Linked DNA regions of Homo sapiens: region 2 is linked to region 1. Evidence: chromatin loops called from intact Hi-C (ENCODE). Cell type or tissue: HCT116. All regions are shown on one strand. Each heading gives the region's core, and the rest is flanking DNA. Links, peaks and the distances in the headings are about the cores only.

What was found. Peaks named below come from ENCODE experiments on the same cell type or tissue, not always from the same donor. Only the 100,000 strongest peaks of a DNase experiment are listed, where the experiment ranks them.
Region 2: a loop joins it to region 1, with 10 times the contacts of the local background. A loop is called at or near these places in 2 of 110 quality-filtered maps.

The regions. Positions count from the first base shown.
Region 1 is chr6:31,596,104-31,601,303 of GRCh38, reverse strand. No RefSeq gene overlaps it. Among named protein-coding and RNA genes, the nearest start is that of NCR3, 5.7 kb to the right of the region's middle. RefSeq lists enhancers at 3,074-3,574, 3,575-4,075. In HCT116, for the core only: a CTCF peak has its summit at 2,551 (motif pointing right); a DNase peak (open chromatin) is centred at 2,563.
Region 2 is chr6:31,202,518-31,205,017 of GRCh38, reverse strand. HCG27 (HLA complex group 27) reads right to left here. Exons shown (of 2, transcript NR_026791.1): 2 at 1,050-2,500. Among named protein-coding and RNA genes, the nearest start is that of HCG27, 6.0 kb to the right of the region's middle. RefSeq lists enhancers at 1-382, 383-1,102, 1,103-1,823, 1,982-2,500. In HCT116, for the core only: no CTCF peak of the experiment used is centred there; DNase peaks (open chromatin) are centred at 957, 1,397 and 1,527; H3K4me3 peaks cover 1,929 bases; H3K27ac peaks cover 2,267 bases.

The sequences.
Region 1 (5,200 bases), core at 1,434-3,933:
GACTCTCTCTCAAAAAAAAAAAAAAAAAAAGTCATTCATATGGACATTAAGTCCATTAAGGAGTTGGCAGAGGTTGAAATAGAGAGGAAGTGGGCTGGGCATGGTGGCTCACGCCTATAATCCCAGCACTTTGGGAGGCCGAGGTGGGCGGATCACAAGGTCTGGAGTTCGAGACCAGCCTGGCTAACATGGTGAAACCTTTTCTCTACTAAAAATACAAAAATTAGCCTGGCATGGTGGCAGGTGCCTGTAATCCCAGCTACTCTGGAGGCTGGGGCAGGAGAATCGCTTGAACCTGGGAGGCAGAGGTTGCGGTGAACCAAGATCACGCCATTGCACTCCAGCAACAACAGCAAAACTCTGTCTCAAAAAAAAAAAAAAAGAAAAAAGAAAAAAGAAAGAAAAAATAAATAGAGAAGAGGCTGCAGAGTCAGGGATGGGCTCTTGATGAATGTGAGGGCGAGTGGACGACACCAAGGAGAGATTGAAGGTCGTGAGGTCAGATGCTATGAGCCTCAGAGGAGAAGCTGTTCTCAGAAGCTGAAAGTATCATCACCTGGGAGCCATTCATTAGTTGAAAAATATTGATAAGACTTGGCCAGAGAAGTCACCCAATCTCACCCCTGCCAGCACGTAGAGGAACCCTGGTGGGGGTGGGGGAAAGATGAGATCACCTGTGCTGGATTGTGGACTTTTGTGTTTTCACCTGTTTTCATGGTCTGAGTTGGGAGTTTATTGGCCTCAACTACATCCAGCCAGCCCACAGCTTGTTGTTAAAGAAGTCAGACCAGAGACTGGGTGCGGCGGCTCACGCCTGTAATCCTAGCACTTTGGGAGGCTGAAGCAGGTGGATCACTTGAGGTCAGGAGTTCAAAACCAGCCTGGCCAACATGGTGAAACCCTGTCTCTAGTAAAAATACAAAAAAGTTAGCCAGGCATGGTGACAGGCGCTGTAGTCCCAGCTACTTGGGAGGCTGAGGCAGGAGAATCGCTTGAACCCGGGAGGCAGAGGTTGCAGTGAGCGGAAATCACACCACTGCACTCCAGCCTGGGCGACAGAGCGAGACTCCCTCTCAAAAAAAAAAAAACAAAAAAAACACACACAAAAACAGAGACCAGTGCACATCCACTTCAACACTGTTTTATTTGTTGCCTTTCCTCTTGAGTGCCTGGGAATAATTTCTTTAGAAAAGTTCCATCCTTGGCCAGGATGGATGCAGTGGCTCACGCCTGTAATCCCAGCACTTTGGGAGGCCGACGTGGGTGGATCACGAGGTCAGGAGTTCAAGACCAGCCTGGCCAAGATAGTGAAACCCCGTCTCTACTAAAAATATGAAAATTAGCTGGGCATGGTAGTGGGTGCCTGTAATCCTGGCTACTCAGGAGGCTGAGGCAGGAGAATCTCTTGAACCCGGGAGGCGGAGGTTGCAGTGAGCCGAGATCGCACCACTGCACTCTAGCCTGGGTAACAGAACAAGACTCTGTCTCAAGAAAAAAAAAAGAAAAAAAAAGTTCCATTCTTGTGCCCACTGTGCTGATTAGCGCAGCAGTTCCTGTCTTGCAGGTTAGCCTTCCCTAGAGGTTCTCAGAGTTATTAAAAGGGGTCCCTTGAATGTACACACATATCAGGATTTATTCTAGATGGACTGAAAAAAAAACCCCACATACTGTCTTTGGAATCTGGAACATTTTTAGCTATGACAAATGTTTAGAAGTCTTAGATATAGAAAAGAGCTGGGAGAGCAGGATGCCCTTGAGTCCAGGTGTAGCAATGGCACTGCCACCCTTGCACAGGACGGGGGAAGCACTGGAGAAGAACCACACATTGAACACCTAGGGCAATGGGGTCTGGAAGTTTACAGGTGGTACCCCCAGTTTACAGTAGTGGCACCAGGACTCCAACCTAGGCTGATTTGTCTTCTAAGCCACATTGCCTTGGGACGTGGAGTAGAACCATGTGATTGAGTGTACACTGTGGAAGAGTGGAGTTTGTTTTTTTTTTTTTTTGAGACGGAGTTTTGCTCGTTGCCCAGGCTGGAGTGCAGTGGCACAATGTTGGCTCACTGCAACCTCCGCCTCCTGGATTCAAGTGATTCTCGTGCCTCAGCCACCCAAGTAGCTGGGATTACAGGCACGCACCACCACGTCTGGCTAAGTTTTGTATTTTTAGTAGAGATGGGGATTCACCATGTTGGCCAGACTGGTCTCGAACTCCCGACCTCAGGTGATCTGCCCACCTCGGCCACCCAAAGTGCTGGGATTACAGGCGTGGGCCACTGCTCCCGGCCGGAAGAGTGGAGTTTTATCCCCAGCCAGTTACTTATTCCACGTCCCCACTGGTGGTGACCTCTTCTCCCTCCCCAAACCGTGGGCTTCTTACAGCTGAGATAGTAGAGACAATTTTTCCTATATTGATCCTTTGGGGTGTGAATGGGGTGTTGATAGAAGGAGGCAAGCAAGGTAGGGGATCGGGCAGAAGCTGGAATCAAGGCCCAGTTGAGAAAAGCCACCATTGGTAGCTCGGGCCTCCCATGCTCTCTGACCACCAGGGGGCAGGCCTTGCCTTGCCATGACGCCTCCATCCCACATCCTCTAGTTAGATATCCCTGGGGTGGCAGCCACTTCGCTGCTGGAGAATGGCTGAGTTGGTCCTTCCCAGGTTGTGTGGCATGTGTGGTTGTTCCGGTAGCTTAGGGAGGTAAAATAATTTGTTCAAGATTAGACTGGGCACAGTGGCTCACACCTGTAATCCCAGCACTTTGGGAGGCCGAAGTGGGAGGATTGCTTTAGGCCAGGAGTTTTAGATCAGCCTGGGCAACACGGTGAGACTCTGTCTGTACAAAAAATAAAAATAAGTGAGCCAAACGTGATGATGTGTGTCTGTAGTCCCAAATACTCTGGAGGCTGACGTGGGAGGGTCACTTGAGCTCAGGAGTTCAAAGTTCAAGGCCACGGGGAGCTATGATCATATGATCACACCGCTGCACTCCAGAATGGTTGACAGAGTGAGACCCTGTCTCAAAAAAAAAAAGGTTGTATAACATAATTGTGGGGATTGCGGGGGAGCTGACATTTGAACCTAGACTCATTCCAAACCAGCATTCTTAACCATGAGATGACTGCTTCTCCAAAAGAAAGCTCTGAATTACTTCAGTGATGGGTGGGAACTGGACAGTCTACAAAAGTACTGTGACACAGAGCTAGAAACACAGATACAAAGGAAAAAACATATATTAGGTCAGGTGTGGTGGCTCACACCTGTAATCCCAGCACTTTGGGAGGCCAAGGCGGGTGGATCACTTAAGGCCAGGTGTTTAAGACCAGCCTGGCCAACATGGCAAAACTCCGTCAGTACTAAAAACACAAAAATTAGCCGAGTGTGGTGGCACACGCCTGTGAACCCAGATACTCGGGAGGCTGAGGCACGTGAATCGCTTGAGCCTGGGAAGCAGAGGTTGCAATGAGCCAAGATTGTGCCACTGCACTCCAGCCTGGGCGACTGAACGAGACTGTCTCACAACAACAACAGCAACAACAACAACATGTATTCATATAAAATGAGCCAGGCTGGGCGCGGTGGCTCACGCCTGTAATCCCAGCACTTTGGGAGGCCAAGGCGGGCGGATCACAAGGTCAGGAGTTTGAGACCAGCCTGGCCAACATGGTGAAACTCAGTCTCTACTAAAAATACAAAAATTAGCTGGGTGTGGTGGCGCACGTCTGTACTCCCAGCTACTCGGGAGGCGGAGGCAGGAGAATCGCTTGAACCCGGGAGGCAGAGGTTGCAGTGAGCTGAGATTGAGCCATTGCACTCCAGCCTGGGCAACAAGAACAAGACTCCATCTCAAAATAAATAAATAAATAAAATAAATAAAAGGAGCCAGACCAGGAGTTTGAGACCTGGACAACATAGCAAGATGCTGTCTTTCAAAAATAAATAAAAGTAAAAAGTCAGGTGTGATGGCACATACCAGTATTCCAAGCTACTTGGGAGGCTGAGGCAGGAGGATTGCTTGAGTCCAGGAGATCGAGGCTGCAGTGAGCAATGATCACACCACTGTATTCCTGCTTGAGTGATAGAGTGAGACCCTTGTCTCTAAAAAATGTAATAGTAAAAGGAGCCAGAAGGGGGCATGCGGTAAGGGGTGGACACATGGCATATTACATGTCATCCTTCACTTCTATGTGCTGTATTATCTCCTGTAGCTGTGTGATACACATACAAGAGTGTCTGGCATACTCTTGTACCAATCCCTGTAGAGGTATTACCTTGTTTTATTGTGTTCCACAGATGTGCATTTTTTTATATATTGAAGTTTGTGGCAACCCTGTGTTGAGCAAGTCTGTAGGTGCCACTTTTCCAATAGCCTGTGCTCACTTTGTGTCTCAGTGGCACATTTTGGTAATTCTTGCAATATTTCAAACTTTTTCTTGATTATTTTATCTGTTATGATCTGTCAGTAGTGATTTTTTTTTTTTGAGACAGGGTCTCACCCTGTCATTCAGGCTGGAGTGCAGTGGCAAGATCATAGCTCACTGCAGCCTCGAAATCCTGGGCTCAAGTGATTCTCCTGCTTCAGCCTCCCAAGTAGCTAAGACTACTGGAACACACCAGCACACCTGGCTAATTTTATCTATTTATTTATTTAGGCAGAGTTTTGTTCTTGTTGCCCAAGCTGGAGTACAATGGCACGATCCCAGTTCACCACTACCTCCGTCTCCCAGTGATTCTCCTGCCTCCGCCTCCCGAGTAGCTGGGATTACCGGCATGCGCCACCACGCCCGACTAATTTTGTATTTTTAGTAGAGACGGGGTTTCTCCATGTTGGTCAGGTTGGTCTTGAACTAACGACCTCAAGTGATCTGCCCTCCTTGGCCTCCCAAAGTGCTGGGATGACAGGAGTCAGCCACTGTGCCTGGACTTTTTTTTTCTTTTTTGTAGAGCTGAGGTTGGCCAAGCGCAGTGGCTCATGCTTGTAATCCCAGTACTTTGAGAGGTCGAGTGGGCAAATCACTTGAGCCCAGGAGTTTGAGACCAGCCTGGACAACATGGTAAGACCCTGTCTCTACAAAAAATACAAAAATTATCTAGGCATGGTGGTGTGTGGCAGCTACTCAGGAGGCTGAGGTGGGAAGATGGTGTGAGCCCATGAGGTTGAAGCTGCAGTGAGCCGTGATTGTGCCACTGCACTCTAGCCTA
Region 2 (2,500 bases), core at 1-2,500, 390 kb after region 1:
GGGGAGCCTGGATGTCTCACCAACAAGCCCTTCCTTATTTCACTGATCTGCCATTTTTAATGTCCAGTCATCATGCTTGGAATGCCTGGTTATAGTCCCCATGACTACACATCCATGTGGCCACACATCCTGCACTCAACATGGATGGCCTCTTGGAACGTCTCCTGTTCTCAGAGGAGACGTTCAGAACACACTCCTCTGAGACTCAGAGGAGTCTCAGAACACACAGAGCCTGGAGGAATGGGGACTGTTGGCAAAAGTAGATCTAATGTGTCCCTCAAGGTGAACAAAAATCTTTGAAGAGATTACTTGATTAACAAACAAGTGCTGGGCGCGGTGGCTCATGTCTGTAATCCCAGCACTTTGGGAGGCCAAGGTGGGCTGATCATAAGGTCAGGAGTTCGAGACCAGCTGAGCCAGTATGGTGAGACCCCGACTCTATTGAAAATACAAAAATTAGCCGGGCGTGATGGTGCACGCCTGTAATCCCAGCTACTTGGGAGGCTGAGGCAGGAGAATCGCTTGAGCCCAGGAGGTGGAGGTTGCAGTGAGCCGAGATAGAGCCACTGCACTCCAGTCTGGGTGACAGAGTGAGACTCTTGTCTCAAAAAAAAAAAAAAAAAAAAAGTTACAATAGCCAGTAAGTACAGATCAGGTGCAGTCCTGGGAGGAACAGCAAAACAAAAAGTGAAACAGAAGCAGCAAAAGTCCCAAGGCTGAATAATCAGGGCGTTCCATCCAAATAAGGTAATTGTAAACACTGTAAAAGCAGCAGCCAAATGGAAAGCAATCACAATTAGTTGCTCAAAGAATGTGAGTGAGTTAAAAGGTCCTCCCCCAAAACCTTAATAGATCTGGGGAAAGCAGTGATAGTCAATCAGGGGTCTCTGGCTGCCATAGTACTCACCAGTAGTGAAGGGAAACTGAAACCAACGAAGCAGACAAACCTCTGAGTCATGGCACCGGAAATGTTGACGGCTGTTGTAATACCTTGGTTCTTGACTTCTTCATTTAAAAGAATTTAAACAAGAAACACGCAGCAAAGGAGATGAAGTACAAAGCAATTTATTACAAAGGAAAAATATTATTTTGAAAGTTAAGTGCAAAATAAACTGTACACCCTGAGAGGATTCAGGGTGGGCTGCTCCTAAGGATGAGACAGCATTGATCACTGCTGGAGAAACTCCCTTTATGGGAGTCTTACATGATTATTCACAGGAGGTGGGTGGGAAGAGGTGTTACTAGCAAGCATGTTCTGGGCGGTCTTCTGGGTGCACGTGTGCAGTAGCTGTACATGCTTGTTCATACATCTCATGACTCATTAGCATCTTAAATCTCCACCCAGGGCTGTGTTTTTTTTCACTATTGTGATGAGCAAAGGGTCAGTCTGAGAACAGGTGGAAATGCACGTGTTCTGTACAGGGTAAACTCCCTATTGGAGATAGCTTTGCTTGAATGAGCTGGACTACAATGTGAATGCTAGAGTTTATTGTGTTGATTGTGTGGTCATCACCAGTCGCTATGTCCCGAGGACATGTTTACTTTTTTCATTACCTATACTTCCTCAATTCCAACACCTGCCTGAGCTTACACAGGCAAATAAATGACTCATTTCAGCACCACCTTAGAGCTTATTCAGTGCAGCCTTTGACATCCCTCAGAGGAGAAGTTTTCCAAGCATGATTTTATTTTGTAAAGCCTCCGTTTTTTCAGCCTGCAGAGCTGAGACATTGATAATTTTATTCTCAAATATTTAGAGACTTTCTTATAAGATTTTCACATCTTGGTAACAAATTTCACTTACAAAATTTGCCAGAATAGGCAAAAGGAAAGAGACAGCAGGAGGGATCACTAAGATTTTTCTTTCCTGTGGAGTATTTTACTGTTCCTGCTTCTCTTTTCACTTTCCTGGGCTTGGGGGAAGGGCAGCTCCCTCGGACCATGAAAGAAAAATGGTAATACGGAAACATCTGTCTTTATCGCCTCCCCCAACCCTTCCACTCTGCTCTGGCTGTGCCCATTCTCCCTCCCACCCCCTGGCCCATAAGCCTTTTCCTTCTCCCAACCTCACCGAGAGCCCAAACTCTCACCTACAGCTGGCTCCTCAGTGGGAACTGAGTCATTACCTGCTAAAGGGTAGAAGAGGAGAGAGAGAGGCCAGAGCCTGGGGATGGGGCAGAAGGTGCGGCAGGAAGGAAGGTTAGAGTGAGAAAAATTTCCAAATAAGGGGTGATGTGTGAGTGCTCAGAGGGTGACTGAGGACATCTCCAGCATTTCCATTGAGGAGGGAGGAAGGAGGGGCCCTTGGGTTCTGGGGCAGATGCCGGCAGGGTCTGGATGAGATGCCCCCAACCTCAACCCTGGTCCTCTGAAAACACTTCACCCAGTCACACTGAGGAGCCCCTCCAGGCCCAGGGGCCCCTCCAGGTAGGCGTATCTCAGCTCCTCTCTGGAAGGACCCCCACAGCTGCCCAGCCCTGGTATGTCTCATCTCCCTGGT